Regions from separate parts of the Homo sapiens genome. Here region 1 is linked to region 2. Evidence: chromatin loops called from intact Hi-C (ENCODE). Cell type or tissue: Calu3. All regions are shown on one strand. Each heading gives the region's core, and the rest is flanking DNA. Links, peaks and the distances in the headings are about the cores only.

The links. Peaks named below come from ENCODE experiments on the same cell type or tissue, not always from the same donor. Only the 100,000 strongest peaks of a DNase experiment are listed, where the experiment ranks them.
Region 1: a loop joins it to region 2, with 15 times the contacts of the local background. A loop is called at or near these places in 39 of 110 quality-filtered maps.

Annotation. Positions count from the first base shown.
Region 1 is chr6:134,119,478-134,127,938 of GRCh38, reverse strand. It overlaps LOC124901404 (a long non-coding RNA gene), which reads right to left. Exons shown (of 3, transcript XR_007059774.1): 3 at 6,506-8,188. Among named protein-coding and RNA genes, the nearest start is that of SLC2A12, 71 kb to the right of the region's middle. In Calu3, for the core only: a CTCF peak has its summit at 4,146 (motif pointing left); a DNase peak (open chromatin) is centred at 4,158.
Region 2 is chr6:134,936,370-134,944,830 of GRCh38, reverse strand. It overlaps ALDH8A1 (aldehyde dehydrogenase 8 family member A1), which reads left to right. Exons shown (of 7, transcript NM_022568.4): 2 at 865-1,012; 3 at 2,267-2,422; 4 at 5,416-5,565. Among named protein-coding and RNA genes, the nearest start is that of ALDH8A1, 9.5 kb to the left of the region's middle. In Calu3, for the core only: CTCF peaks have their summits at 3,566 and 3,766 (motif pointing right); no DNase peak of the experiment used is centred there.

The DNA of each region.
Region 1 (8,461 bases), core at 356-8,355, 820 kb after region 2:
CCTGGGATTACAGGCCTGCACTACCACACCCAGCTAATTTTTGTATTTTTAGTAGAGATGGGGTTTCACCATGTTGGTCAGGCTGGTCTTGAACTCCTGACCTCAGGTGATCCACTCACTTCGGCCTCCCAAAATGCTGGGATTACAGGCATGAGCCACCACGCCTGGCCAGCTGTGAATTTTTAATAGATTTATGTGTCTGCTTTAAATTAAAATAAGAATAATCAATTAATTTTAAAGTTTTAATTGTATTAAATGATCTCACCAGCAATTACTTTAAACTATTAGCTTATTTCGAACCTTTCCAATGCACTTTTACTGGGGCATGCAGATGTTTTGGAATGTAAGAAGGCTCATACGAAGCATTTGAAAAAAGCTGTCAATTATATTTATTGTAAAGTAGTACTGCTTTAAGTCTCTTGAAGGAATCTCAAGAAGATTCTTATTCACATTGAAATAATAAATATACATTCTACAGCTTACTCAAACTCCCCCTATCTTAAAGACTGAAAAACTAAGGAAATATGTAGAATTTGCAAAATAACTGTCTTCCATTTATAGTGATCACAGATAATATAATAATATCTTAGCAAATTTTATGACAACATATAAATGAGTTTTAAAAACCTTGACAGTCAATAAGATGAAGGTCATTTATAAATATGGAAGGTAGACCCTCTATAATTTGATGAAGAGGTTCTAAAAATCTCTCTTCTCTTACGTATATTTCACATTGACTTTCCTAAAATGGTCACCATTCATCTTTTCTTTAAAACAATGTACCAAGGTCTGGCACAGTGGCTCACACCTATAATGCCAGTATTTTAGGAGGCCGAGGTAGGAAGATCACTTTACTTAAAGCCAGAAATTCAATCAAGACTAGGCTGGGCAACACAGGGAGATCCTGTCTCGACAAAATAAATACATAAATTAAAAAAATAATGTATTAAAGATTCCTGGTAAAAGTAAACAATTTATCTGTGAGATATAATATGCAACACTATTATCATAATTTATAGGGAATTAATTTATCATATTAGGTAATCACCTGAAGAACTGGCTCAAAGAATGGGTAAACTTTGATGAGGTTTAGAAGATTGGAGAGTTTAGAAAGTCATAGTGAAGAATCTGGGATAAGCAGATGTCAACAAGAGAATCCTTAGCAACGCAGAGGGAGTAGAGGGGAAGCAAGGGAAGACAGATGGAGGAGCCGTGCTGTACCCACATTTGACCCGATCTAGTTTCAAGAATGCAGTCAGTCTCTTTAGAAACTAAATGAAAACCCACATTCAGTACTTTCTTTTTAATTATTTATTTTTAAGTATATAAGCACTAAATGAATATATTTTCATTATAAAAAGTCAAGCAGTTCAGATGAATTTAAAATTATTCTTAATGATGATCCCTAATCCTAATCTCTCATCAGAGATGGTTACTACTAGCTTGGCATTTATCATTTAGGGTGCATCACATTTATGTTTATATTTCTATCATCTGTAGTATATTATGTTTATCTATAGTTATATGTATATGTAGTTTTTGTTTGTTTTGTTTTGAGACAGTTGCACTCTGTCACCCAGGCTGGAGTGCAGTGGCAGGATCTCGGCTCCTCCCGGGTTCAAGCAATTCTCCTGCCTCAGTCTCCCTGGTAGCTGATATTACAGGCACCTGCCACCATGCCCAGCTGATTTTTTTTTTTATTTTGTATTTTTAGTAGAGGCAGGGTTTCACCATGTTGGCCAGACTGGTCTCGAACTCCTGACCTCAGGTGGATCACCTTAGCCTTCCAAAGTGCTGGAATTACAGGCATGAGCCACCGTGCCAGGCCAAGTACTACATTTTAAAATTGCACTCTATAATGTTATGAAATTTTTACTACCACCAATAGTGTATGAGAAAGTCCCTTTACAAGTATACTTTCTAACAATTAATATTATCAAATTTTGAATTTTTTTTAATATTATGGGTGACACAGGCATGGTATTTTATTTCATTTCATAGAACTTTTCATAAAAATTTATGTTTGGTATCACTCTGATAAGCGGCAAGGTTGAGCATCTTTTATATGTTTGTTCAGCATTTATACCACCTCTTCTGTGAATTGTCTATTCTTATTCTCGTTTTTCTCTTATTTATGGATTATGAGTTCTTTGCTGATTTTGATATTAATCCATTGCCATGCATGGTCGTTCACACCTGTAATCTCAGCACTTTGGGAGGCCAAGGTGGGAGTCCAGGAGTTCGAGACAAGCCTAAGCAACATAACAAGACCCTATGTCTACAAAAATTAGCCAGATATGGTGGCACACACCTGTTGTCCCAGCTACTCCAGAGGCTGAGGTTAGGAGGATCACTTGAGCCTTGGAGTTCAAGGCTGCAGTAAATCATAATTGCACCGCTGCACTGCAGCCTGGGTGACAGAGGGAGACCCTGTCTCTAAATAAATAAATAAATAACATTGATTGTTATATATGTTACAAATATTTCCTCCCAGTCTTCTAGTTGTCTTTTAAACTTATTTGCAATGATGTTATGTAAAAGTTCAGAAATTTGATAAAATGGCATTTATTCACCATTTTTTAAGGCGTTAGCATTTTTATAATGTTTTAGAAGGTCTACTCTTAAGTATATTCTCCTTTTTGTTTTCTTTTAATAGGTTTGTTAAGTCTTTTGATTCGTTTGGAATTTTTGTAAATGCTGTGAAATATAGATCTATTTTTTTCAACACGGATTGGCAAATATCTGCTTTTAGAAAATTTATTTAGTTTCCTTTTGCTTAATTTTCCTTAAAGGAGAGGAAGGACTTTTTCCTCCGAATATCAGATCAATTAATCTTGAGGAAGTGCTGAGCCTGGCCTGGCTGGATCACATGTCCACCTGGGTGGCCAGGACAGCACAATTCCATGATTGGCAGCTGCCCCAAAGCTCATAGAATCAGTGTATGGGAGAAGTCCTCAAAATAAGGAACAATACTGTTCCCAAAGTCAGATAGGAAAAAACACTGAGTGGGGCTGGGCACAATGGAACATGCCTGTAATCTCAGAACTTTAGGAGGCCAAGACAGGAGGCTCAGTTGAGGCCAGGAGTTCAAGACCAGCCTTGGCAAACATACCAAGACCCCATCTGTACAAGAAAAAAAAAAAAGTCGGTCAGATAAAAATAATAAATGTTCACCATAGCCCTAAACAATCTCTTTTATCTTCTTGATAGCTTTCTTTCTGATCTTTTTGTTTGCTTCCATATAGATGAAGATAGTAATAATTTTAATAGGTAGCACTTACAGAGCACTTCTCTGTGCTGGGTTGTGCTCGCTGTTTTGCAGGAGTTCTTTTTAAAGATATGCCTTTGATGAAAAAAACTTCATCAAGCATTTTGAATACAGTTTAGATGTGAGAGAGAAGCTTGGGTTTTAAATTTTTTAAGTTCAAACATCCATTTTTCTAGTTAAAAAGAATGTACCAATCTAATACGCATGAGAGATGCTAATCAGAAAACGTGAAGGGCACAAGCCCACTCTTTGAGATTTTCACTGAAGAAAGTGAACATGTTAAAAAAATTCACTTTATTATTAATTTGCAAAACATATTATTAGTGATAAGCAAACGTTGGCACCCAGGTTAAAAGTTTAGCAAAATGATGTTTACAAAAACTGTGTAATGAAACAGAAAAAAGCTTAATGACAACATGCTGAAATTGTTAAAATTCTGAAGTTTGAATTCTGATTCTGTCACCTTGAAGCTGTGAGACTTTTGACTAAGTTACTTCATGTTCCCCGGTTTGCTCAACAGTAAAATAGGGGTGATAACAGTTCCTACCTCACAGGGGTGCTATAGGAATCTCAAGTGAGATAATGCACATGAAGCGCTTAGCCCTGCATCCAGCACGTTGTCAGCCATTGCTATTACAACCACCTTCATCATCTGTGAGTACAGCAAGCAAAACACTGCTTGGAAAAAAAATCAGAAGGAAATGAACCCATTGGAGACTGGCCAAAGAAGTACTCCTAAAAGCATAGCAAAAGGAATTCCAGAAGTTTACAATAACACAAGGAAGAAATTTACAGTTTGAAAATATAAATATCAGTTTAATAGTTAAGCTAAGTTTTAAATGTAATGCCTTATTTATTAAAGCCTTAAATTTAAGCCTGAAAGTTAGCGACATCTGCTGGAAGAAAGGTGAATTATTCAACTCACGTACCAAGCACCTGTCCTAATTCATTCAATTCAATACTTTATTGAGCAGGAATTTGGTATCAAATGCTTTCCTAGATTCTGTGGACAAAGTGATTAATTCCCATGCTCAAGGAATTTAGTCTTTCAGCTCAGGTATAAGCCACCTGTGCTTAAGAAGAAAAAAAGTGGACATTATCACCATGGATCTTTCAATTCTGTTAAAAAAATTAGATCTGTCGGCTGGGTACAGTGGCTAACACCTGTAATCCCAGCACTTTGGGAGGCTAAGGTGGGTGGATCACGAGGTCAGGAGTTCGAGACCAGCCTGGCCAACATGGTGAAACCCCATTTCTACTAAAAATACAAATATTAGCCAGGCATGGTGGCAGGCTCCTGTAATCCCAGCTGCTCGGGAGGCTGAGGCAGGAGAATCACTTGAAACTGGAAAGTGGAGGTTGCAGTAATCTGAGATCATGCCACTGCACTCCAGCCTGGACAACAAGAGTGAAACTCCATCATAAAAAAAATTAGATCTACAACCAAGAATAAATTAAGTAGCAATACAAAGCTGGTATATGACCAAATGTTAAAATAAAAACTATCAATAGTAGAGCCATAAGAGTTTAGGGAGAGACAGGATATAGCAACTAAGGTAACACCTGGAAAGTCATTCAAAGGTGTGATTCCAGAATTTCTTTTAATGACCAGGGGGAGCTCTGAATGTTTTTGAGCAGGGAACTGATGATAGAACTAGTACAGTCATGTCTCGCTTAACCAAAGGAACATGTTTTGAGAAATGTGTCATTAGGTGATTTCATAGTTGTTTGAACATTATAGAGTGCACTTATACAGACTGATGGTATGGCCTGTTACACACCTGGATTATATGGTATAGCCTATTCCTCCTAGGCTACAAACCTGTACAGCATGTTACTATACTGAATACTGTAGGCAATTGTAACACAATGGTAAGTATCTGTGTGTCTACACATATCTAAACATAGAAAAAGTACAGCAAAAATACAGAAGAAAAGATAAAAATGATGGTACACTATATAGGGCCCTTACACGAATGGAGCTGGCAGGACTGGAAGTTGCTCTGGGTGAATCAGTGAGTGAGTGGTGAGTGAAGGTGAAAGCCTAGGAATGACATTACCATGCACTAATGTAGACATTATAAACACTGTACACTTAGGCTATACTACATTTATAAAAATATATTTTTCTTCTTTTTTTTTTTTTTTTTTTTTTTGAGACACAGTCTTGTTCTGTTGCCCACCAGGCTGGAGTGCAGTGGCCCTATATCAGCTTACTGCAAACTCCACCTCCTGGGTTCAAGCGATTCTTGTGCCTCAGGCTCCCGAGTAGCTGGGATTACAGAGGTGCACCACCACACCCGGCTAATTTTTGTATTCTTATTATTTATTTATTTATTTATTTATTTATTTTGAGATGGAGTCTTGCACTGTCATCCGGGCTGGAGTACAATGGCACAATCTCAGCTCACTGCAACCTCCGCCTCCCAGGTTCAAGCAATTCTCCTGCCTCAGCCTCCCGAGTAGCTGGGATTACAGGCGCTCGCCACCAAGCCCAGCTAATGTTTTTGTATTTTTGGTAGAGATGGGGTTTCACTATGTTGGCCAGGCTAGTCTCGAACTCCTGACCTTGTGAGCCACCCACCTTGGCCTCCCAAAGTGCTGGGATTACAGGCGTGAGTCACCGCACCTGGCCAATTTCTGTATTTTTAGTAGAAATGGGGTTTCACTGTGTTGGCCAGGCTGGTCTCAAACTCCTGACCTGAGGTGATCCGCCTGCCTTGGCCTCCCAAAGTGCTGGGATTACAGATATGAGCCACTGCACCTGGCCAGAATATATTTTTCTTTCTTCAATTATTTATTATTATTATTATTTCTTCAGTAATAAGTTAACATTAGCTTACTCATTTTTATTTCATAAAAGTTTTAGACTTTTTTGTAGGTAACGCAGCATAAAACACAAACGCATTGTATAGTAGTATAAAAATAGTTTCTTTCTTTGTATTTTTATTCTATAAGCTTTTTCTATTTTGAAATTGTTTTATTTTTATTTTTTACTCTTTAAACATTTTATTAAGCATTAAGACATGAACACACACAATAGCCTAGGCCTAGACAGGGTCAGGATCATTGATGTCACTGTCTTTCATCTCCACATCTTGTCCCACTGGAAGGTCTTCAGGAGCAATAACATGCATGGAGCTACCTTTTCTTTTCTTTTTTTTTTTTTTGAGACAGAGTCTTGCTCTGCTGCCCAGGCCGGACTACAATGGCATGATCTTGGCTCACTGCAACCTCCACCTCCCGGGTTCAAGCAATTCTCCTGCCTCAGCCTCCCAAGTAGCTGGGATTACAGGCGTGTGTCATCACACCCAGCTAAATTTTTATATTTTTAATAGAGGCAGGGTTTCACCATGTTGGCCAGGCTGGTCTCAAACTCCTGACCTCAGGTGATCCACCCACCTCGGCCTCCCAAACTGCTGGGATTACAGGCGTGAGCCACTGCGCCTGGCCTGGAGCTGCCATTTCTTATACCAGTGCCTTCTTCTATAATACCTCCTAAAGGACTTGCCTGAAGCTGTTTTATAGTTAACTTTTTTTAAAGTAAGAGTACATTCTAAAATAACAATAAAAAGTATAGTATAATGAATACATAAACCAGTAACATAGTCATTTGTTATCCTTATCAATCATTATGTACTGAATGTACATAATTGTTGGTACTATATTCTATATGACTGACAGCTCAGTAGGTGTGGTTTTTTTGTTTGTTTGTTTGTTTGTTTTTTTGAGATGGAGTCTCACTCTGCCGCCCGGGCTGGAGTGCAGTGGCACGATCTCCACCCACTGCCAGCTCCGCCTCCCGGGTTCAAGCCATTCTCCTGCCTCAGCCTCCCGGGTAGCTGGGACCACAGGCGCCTGCCACCACGCCTGGCTAATTTTTTGTATTTTTAGTGGAGACGGGGTTTCACTGTGTTAGCCAGGATGGTCTCGATCTGCCCGCCTTGGCCTCCCAAAGTGCTGGGATTACAGGCGTGAGCCACCGCGCCGGGCCTCAGTAGGCGTGTTTATACCAGCATAACCACAAACATGTGAGTAATGTGTTGTGCTACAATGTCACTAGGTAATAGGAATTGTTCAGCTCCATTATAATCTTAGGGAACCACTGTTGCATATGAGGTCCGTCATTGACCAAAACAATGCAATATGGCACATGACGCTGTTCTAGGACAATTAGCCTTCTGGCAATCTATAGGATGGATTAGTTTGGGGATAGACTGGAGAAGAGAGACTAATTGGGATGCTGTAATTATGAACAGCTGTGATGATAAGGACCTGGACATAACTGACTCCAAAGTAGTCAGGATCAAAAGTCAACTTGGCAAAAGATATTCTATCAGACTTCTACTTTGTGACATCCACACGAAGATAACAATACATGTTTCTGTAAAATGGACAAATGAGTATGTGTGCCCACAACCAACATTTGCTCCTGCTCTCTGGCAATCTCAGTCATTTCTTTGTGTTTAACTTAGGATGTTATGAAATCACACTTTTAAATATTTCATTTCCACCTGTTGAAAAATTGTCCTTCTAAATATGAAATGAGTTGAAGATATCACAAATATTTGACAAATAACAAGCACTTGTATCTAGTTCCAATCTCACATGGAAGAGAGGTTCAGAACAGAATTTTGATCCCTGTTATAGATTGAATATTTTTTCCCCTCAAAATTCACATGTTGAAATCTAATCTCCAGTGTGATGGTACTTGGAGGTGGGACTTTGGGAGGTAATTAGGTCACAAGGGTGGAGCCCTCATGAAGGGGATTAGTGACCTTATAAGGAAAGGCCAATGACCTACCTTTTTTCTTTCCATAATTTGATGATACAGGAAGTCAGTGTCTGCAACCAGGAAGAAGATCCTCACTAGAACCTGCATCTGCTGGCACTCTGATCTTGAACTTCCAGTCACCAGAACTGAGAAAGAAACATCTGTTGTTTATAAGTCATTCAGCTGATGGCATTTTGTTATAGTAGCTTGAGTGGCTAAGACAACACCCATGCCACAAATGCAATGGACTCATTTACTCAGTCTGCAGAAACATGAACTGAAATGCTCAAGGAATGTAGTTGTTCTAATTGGTTCAACAGTCTGCTTAAATGTGAGCCAAACCTTTCACTTTTTAAACTTATATCATTAATAATTTTCCAAAAGATACTTTTCCTAAATATAGTTTTATGTCCTTGTTA
Region 2 (8,461 bases), core at 254-8,253:
TACAGCTTCTACCTCCTGGGCTCAAGTAATCCTCCCACCTTAGCCTCCTGAGTAGCTGGGACTACAGGCATGCACCACAACGCCCAACTAATTTTTTAAAAAACCTTTGTGTAGAGACAGGGTCTCACTATGTTGACCAGGCTGGTCTCAAACTCCTGGGCTCAAGCGATCCTCCCAACCCAGCCTCCCTAAGTGCTAAGATTACAGGCATGAGCCACCACTCCTGGCCCACAATATTTTTAAAAATTCTAGTTTCTGAAGTGATTGAAAATGTACATATGTTAAAATTCAAATAGCTTCTTTCTAATGATCTGATTACTACATTCAGGATGCATTGGTTGAAATGGAGCGCGTTTCTTTGTTTCTATGGTACCCCTCCTTTGCTGGTCATGTAAACACCTGTGTCATCTACTTTGTGGGTGGCTCAGCACTGGGACATGTTGAATATTCAAAATTAGGGTGGGCCAGGTGCAGTGGCTCACACCTGTAATCCCAGCACTTTGGGAGGCCGAGGCGAGTGGTTCACTTGTATTCAGGAACTCAAGACCGGCCTGGTCAGCATGGTGAAACCCCCTTTCTACTAAAAAATACAAAAATTAGCTGGGCATGGTGGCACATGCCTGTAATCCCAGCTGCTCAGGAGGCTGAGGTGGGAGAATCACTTGAACCCCGGAGGCAGAGGTTGCAGTGAGCCAAAATTGCGCCACTGCCCTCCAGGCTGGGCTACAGAGTGAGAATCCATCTAAAAAACAAAACAAAACAAAACAAAAATGAGGTGTGTGGAGACCTGAGGATTCTGGTTTTGTCCATCCCCCAAGGACTAACAGCTTTAAGGTGACCCTTTCTCCCATTTGCTCCTCAAAGATCGAAGCCGCGGTCAAGGCCGCCAGAGAAGCCTTTCCCAGCTGGTCATCCCGCAGCCCCCAGGAGCGCTCACGGGTCCTGAACCAGGTGGCGGATTTGCTGGAGCAGTCCCTGGAGGAGTTTGCCCAGGCCGAGTCTAAAGACCAAGGTGAGAGTTGCCTCTTAACTGTAACATGGGACTCAGGGCATCTCTGATTATTCATGTTATCCCTCTTGGGGCCATCAGGCCAGCCCATGTGCCTGCTCCTCTGGCAATAGTAGAAGTGGAGAGCAAACCCTCCCCTGCTCCAGGCCTGGGAAGGCCAGGACTTGTGGCTGGCCCAGCCCTGTCTCATTCAGATGGCCAGAGAAAGTCACATGGCTGGATCCAAAAGCTGAGGGGCAAAGAAATATACTCTGTTCATTGGATGAAAGGAAGTGCAAATATATACAGCAAAGGGCATGGATATAGGGAGAGATGAAGAACTAGGGCTGATCATGCAGTCTCCTACTCATTCTAAGCAGAGAATTTCAAAGCAAAGATAATTTGAAAAGCAGTTATGCAGTCAGATTATTTAGGATGTTTTCTGATATGTCAGTCACCATTCCACTCCCGACACATCTCATTTTTTTTTCCCACTCTTTCCCAGAGGTCAGAGTAATGGAGTAAATATTTGTAAATTTTTGCAAGAATATCTGTTAAGATAAGCCAAGAGTTTTAAAAATTACATGTGTGCCATAAACCAATCAAAAATCAGAAAGCAGCCTGAGTCCAAGCCCTTAAAAAGAAAATAGTTCTCTGCTGGTGTTCCTGGCCAGGCTCCCTGCATCGCTAAAGAGAACTCAGTAGCAGTCTAGGTAAGCTTCTGTTTCTCTTTCTGTTCCATCCAGGAGCTAGGACGTGCAGGGCATGTGATGGGCAAGCAGGTGCCACACAGCATCCCGTGCCAGGGCATTCCCAGCCGCTCTTCTGATGACTCTACCATGTGTGGGGAGGTCATGAAATACACATTACATGTGTATAAAAGTGTTTCGTTTTGTGCTGTGCAATTACAACTGTCCTAACACCCGTATTTCAATGCCTTTGTCGCAGGTACAAAGCCTGGTGATTTTGAATTGCAAGAGTTTGTGTGGGTGAAGTGGTAGCATCTGGCAAACTGGTGATGAGAATGATGTGTTCAGTTCACAGAACAAAGATTATTGACTCAATTTTAACCCCCCACCTCAGTTTCCAACCTTATACCTAAATATTGTATGGTTTTATCAAACCATGATCAAGTCTTTGTGAGGTCAAGGAATGCCTGCCCCGGGCTAGAAGGAATCCAGGCTGTTTCAGTGTGAGTTGGGACGCGTGGGCAGTGGAAGCTGATGGATAGAGTGTCCCCATTAGCTGATAGTGCTTTATGTTGTTTGCTTCTTACAGGGAAAACCTTAGCACTGGCAAGAACCATGGACATTCCCCGGTCTGTGCAGAACTTCAGGTTCTTCGCTTCCTCCAGCCTGCACCACACGTCAGAGTGCACGCAGATGGACCACCTGGGCTGCATGCACTACACGGTGCGGGCCCCGGTGGGAGTCGGTGAGTGCTGTTCAGTGAGAGCCCACCTCCCGGTTATGCTTGCAGATGCTCACAACATTCTATGGCATTGTCCTCAAGGAACAGGTTAAAGAAAAGGAAGAGCTGATATTTTTCTTTTCTAAAATCCATTGGCCTCAAAGATCTATTTCTAGTTTATTTTCTTTGTGTCAAATTCCCTGCTTTTCTTTTTAGACAGCGTCTTGCTCTGTCGCCCAGGCTGGAGTGCAGTGGCATGATCTCGGCTCACTGCAACCTCTGCTTCCCGGATTCTAGTGATTCTCTAGTCTCAGCCTCCTGAGTACCTGGGACCACAGGTGCGAGCTACCACACCGGCTAATTTTTGTGTTTTTAGTAGAAACAGGGTTTCACCCATGTTGGCCAGGCTGATCTCAAACTCCTGACCTCAAGTTATCCTCCCGCCTCGGCCTCCCCAAGTGCTGGGATTACAGGCGTGAGCCACCACGCCAGGCCTCATGTTCATGACTTATCTGGAAAATCATAGGGAAAAGAATGATGCTAAGAGTAAATATGTAAATTCACATGCCAGGATTTTTTTTTCTACTTATATTTAAAAAAGGAAAAATCAGGCTGGGCGCAGTGGCTCACGCCTGTAATCCCAGCACTTTGAGAGGCTGAGGCAGAAGGATCATCTGAGGTCAGGAATTCGATCAGCCTGGCCACCATGGTGAAACCCCGTCTCTACTAAAAATACAAAAATTCACCGGGCGCGGTGGCTCATGCCTGTAATACCAGCACTTTGGGAGGCCAAGATTGGCGGATCGCCTGAGGTCAGGAGTTCGAGACCAGCCTGGCCAACATGGCGAAACCCCATCTCTACTAAAAATACAAAAAGTTAGCTGGATGTGGTGGCGGGCACTTGTAATCCCAGCTACTTGGGAGGCTGAGGCAGGGAGAATTGCTTGAACCCAGGAGGCCGAGGTTGCAGTGAGCTGAGATTGTGCCATTGCACTCCAGCCTGGGCGACAAGAGTGAGACTCGGTCTCAAAAAAACAAAACAAAACAAAACAAAAAAACCCAGCCGGGCGTGGTGGCATGCATCTGTAGTCCCAGCTACTTGGGAGGCTGAGGCAGGAGAATCACTTGAACCTGGGAGTCGGAGGTTGCAGTGAGCTGAGATGGTGCCACTGCACTCCAGCCTGGGTGATAGATCGAGACTCTGTCTCAAAAGAAAAAAAAAAGAAAGAACTATTTATGTACATTAAATAAATTAATAAGTGTAGGGCATGTAGTATGGTGCCAGGTGTGTGATAAATAAGCCTCTACTGAGAATTATCTTACTTCATGCATTCCTTTGCCTCTTGACCTTTGGAAGAACGTATAAATAAATGTCTGTGATGACTAAAACCTTCCACCAGATGTCACTGTTTCCTCGGAGAAAAAAATCATCTTTTTAGCTTATTACATTTTATGAATATAAGCTAAAAGGAAAACAATTGGGACATCTCATTGCTTTGGTTACTTGAAACCTTCAGAAATTATGTTTTCAAGGCATTGTGGAAAGCTCTACCTCCTCCTAGGAAGTGTGCTAATATATTTTGCTGCAAAAATATTTTTATCCCCTAAAGAATGGATTTTTCAGTGGGAAATTTAATAATATAAAAGATGCATTTACTTTCATAGCACAGGCTTGAGGGAAGAGTATAAAATAAGGTGAATCAATTTCCTTTCAGAAGGTAGATTTTTATATTTGTTTGTTTTGTGATTGGAAACCTGGATAGGTTCAGAATATTGCATGGAGACACATTCTAGCTGCTGGTTACGTTACTCATCCAGCAAATCTATCTGGTCAGGATACAAGTGACAATCTAGAGAGAATTTTTATTTAAAAATATTCTAAATAGCCAAAATGGATGTCACAGTCCATGCACCAAAGGTTATTGGCTTTACTGATAGGAGGGCCCTCACATGGAACACTCAGAACTCATTGGCCCCTATTTTATGAATAATTATATAAAGCTTGAGATTTTATGTCTCAACCCATGACAGATTTGAAGTAAAGGTAAAGAAACATGTTAGAAGAAATAACAGCCAGACCGTTAAAATAATGGGGAAGGAGACATTTTTGAAAAAGTAAAGCTCAGTCTATAAATCTCAAAATGCGTCACATTCTGGAACTGTTTAGTGACAGGTGACAACTGTTTTTTTATTTTTTATTTTTTTTTGAAGTTCCAGGGTACACGTGCAGGACGTGCAGGTTTGTTACATAGGTAAACGTGTGCCATGGTGGTTTGCTGCACCTATCAACCCATCACCTAGCTATTAAGCCCAGCATGCATTTGCTCTTTATCCTAATGCTCTTCCCCCCGACTCTCCCCTGACAGGGCCTGCTGTGTGTTGTTCCTTTCCCTGTGTCCATGTGTTCTCATTGTTCAGCTCCCACTTATAAGTGAGAACATGCAGGTGTTTGGTTTTCTGTTTCTGTGTTACTTTGCTAAGGATAATGGCTTCCACCTTCATCCATGTGCCTGCAAAGGACATGATCTCGTTCCTTTTTATGGCTGCATTGTATTCCATTGTGTATATGTACCACATATTCTTATCCAATCCATTATTGATGAGCATTTGAGTTGATTCCATGTCTTTGCTATTGCTATTGTGAATAGCAAAGTGCTGCAATGAACATACGCGTGCATGTATCTTTATAATAGAATGATTTATATTTCTTTGGGTATATGATAGGTGACAACTCTTTAGCTCTGGAGTTTATATTGCTGTTGTTCATAATCATGAACTGCCAAGAAATGGGGAAATCATATTGACTTTACTCTGTTTTAAAAGATACAGTTGCTTGGAATATATTTTAGAATTATTTCCCTGAAAGTGGCTACAAATAAGCAAAGCTTGGGAAGAAGTTAGAAGAGTAAGCTAAGTTTTCTGCAGCATGAAGGAGTTTTGCGTTAATAACCCCACTTGGCCAGTCCACCTCAGAGGGGTATGCCGTCACAGGCAGTGCTTCTGCTCTCATCCCTTAGCTGGTCTGATCAGCCCCTGGAATTTGCCACTCTACTTGCTGACCTGGAAGATAGCTCCAGCGATGGCTGCAGGGAACACTGTGATAGCCAAGCCCAGTGAGCTGACTTCAGTGACTGCGTGGATGTTGTGCAAACTCCTGGATAAAGCAGGTAATTAGGTGTTGGGGTTGGGGGGCAGGCACAGAGTTGGAGCAAACCTATAGTTTATAGAAATCTTCCACTCAGCAGCACAATCGATTCCAGTGACATCATGGGCTTTGTCTTTCTGATCCTTGTCTGGGAAATCCCCTCCACCCACAGGGTTCCCTCACCCTGCTTCCTGTCTTCAACACCAGAACGGTGCTACTGCAGGCAAGTTCCACTCCCCAGGGTGGGCGACTGGCAGCACAATAGTGACGCAGACTTAAACAGCCCCATCAAATCAAAGACACCTGCCTGCTCCAGAGAGTCAATTAAAATCTTAAGTTGGGGCCAGGTGTGGTGGTTCACGCCTGTAATCCCAGCACTTTGGGAGGCTGAGGTGGGTGGATCACGAGGTCAGGAGATCGAGACCATCCTGGCTAATACGATGAAACCCCGTCTCTACTAAAAATACAAAAAATTAGCTGGGCGTGGTGGCGGGCGCCTGTAGTCCCAGCTACTTGGGAGACTGAGGCAGGAGAATGGCATGAACCCAGGAGGCGGAGCTTGCAGTGAGCCGAGATTGCACCACTGCACTCCAGCCTGGGCGACAGAGTGAGACTCCGTCTCAAAAAAATAAATTAAAAAATAAAATAATAATAATAATAATAAAATAAAATCTTGAATCACAAGTTAATCCTGATGACAATAAGAATATTGCTAGGTACACCTACAGTTTGCTTGGCTATAGAATACCTAGTAGAAGTAGCCCGATTTCAAGAGATCTAAATATACATCCTTCAGTTTTTCCTGCCTTTGGGACTGCTACTGGAAAGCTAATACAATATGGCCTCTTCCTAGCATATCAAGGTTCACACGTTTGCTCCTTGTTCTTTTTCTGCTAATAGTTTATTGGCCGCATTCAGGATGCGCTCCTGGTTTTGTTCTGGGCTGTAGCTCCGCACAGGCACAGGCTGGCACTGTTTGAAGGCAGCAGGCAGGAGACCCCAGCAGCCCTCCTGTGAGAAGTCCCCTTAATGTGAGGTCTTTTTGCTATGTCACCCCACGGCCAGGGCAGGAGTGCTGGGTGGGGGAGACAGACTCACTGTCTTTCTAGTTGGTCTCCTTGCTGCCTTTCAGCCCATAGAGAGGCACTGCTGGGCTCTCCTGTATCCACAGAATGCCCGGTGGGTAAGAGTCCGTCCCTCTCTCCCGCTTCGGAACACCTTTCTTAGAAGCACAGACATACACATTAACTTCCAGTAAACCCTAGCCAGTTCTTTACTCCACGAGGAAGATGAAGGCTCAAAACTGAGGCTGTTTAGGGAACGGCACTGGGCCTTACGATCCCAGGGTCCTCCAGAGGAATGAGGCCTCCCAGCCTAGGACTCTGATTTGTCATCTATGGAGCTCCCAGGCTTCGAGGTGGAGGGGGTGGGGCGGGGTATATCATTTAAATGTGCCGACCCTTCCCATGTTCCTCCCCTACAAAAGACCTCACAGTCTAATCCCATTCTTTGTAAAATGAGGTCTGTGGTGTCTGCAAAGGCGCGACATACTTCTTCCCTGCCTGGTGACTGCAGGTTCCCCAGAGTGGACTAGGCCTGGGGCTTGCCCTCTACTGGGATTTGGAGGCAGGGGTGGCGTGCAGAGCCGTGTTCCCTTAACCACTCTCTCCTGAGACCAAGAACGTCTGGATAGATGATGAGTTATCTTTCCCAGCCAGTCTGCCCTGAACCTGGCCTGCATGACAGTTTCTGTTTCCATCTCTGCACAGCATTGATTTTATTTCTTGGGAACTAGTAAGCCCATTAAACTAAGACAGCCCTTCTCCTCTTTCCTCCATGGGCTGAAACTTCCTCCCCTGACAAATATAGAGGGGGTCATGTTCACCTTGCTCCTCTCTTGAGCCCTCAGTTTCTCCACTGGGATTGGAAGGAATGCGAACCACATCTGTGTCATCTGCTTTAGAGCAACGTAAGAGAAGCTTTTAGTAGGGGAGGGAAAAGCGAAAATAACTAATTCGTTCTGGATGTTTAAAGAGTTAGCTCCTCTAGTCCTGGGCATTTAAACAGACTTGACAGATAAACTTCCTTTAAAATAAACTCATTTTTAAGATGACACAGTGAATACTTCTGTGGGATTCCTGGAATAGTCATTTCTTCTTGGAAATTTGCCCTCATTCCTGGAGTGCCCACTGACTGCGTTTTCCTGGCCCTTCCCATTAGGTGTGTGTGTGGAGCAGGAGATGTGTGTGTGTAGGTGGGTGTGTGTGTGTGCTCTATTTAAGCCTAAAATTTTTCTTGTTGCCACCCTGCCAAGCCCCTACATTTGAGGGGTTTCCTTCTAGTCTGTTCTCGTCTGTTCCTAACTTGTCTGTTAGCCACCTCCCCTGAGTTTTGCTAAATTGCTATTTGTCAGTTAAACTGCTTTCCTTCTCTTATCACCAGAATCTCTTCAAGGTTAGAGGGCAGACATCTCAAGAAAAATTCCATTAATTTCTGGATAAAATGTCAAAATGGTACTGAGAAATAATGGCCAGCTGACATTAGCATCCAAGCCCAAGGGAATGTAGTCAAAATGATAATACTGTCGTGGGGAAAGCAATCCGCTGCCGCAGTGAGCGCATTTTACTGTGGGGATAAATATGCAGTGCTTCCGCATTCTCTCTCACCCTCAGTTAAAATGCTACTCTGAACATTAGCAGTGATTCCATTCATTTTTTGCCTTCAGGATTGATAAAGCCTAACAGTCCACCCCCTCCTGCCCCACACCCCATCCACCCACATGCATGCCCCATCACTGGTGGAGATGTGGGGCCCTACCCAGGAAACTGTGGGAGACTTGTCCTTGTTTCGTCGCATCACCTACTGAGGGGGATCCTCTCCTTCCACACTTTCCTTTGCCCCAACCCAAAGCTGGGGTG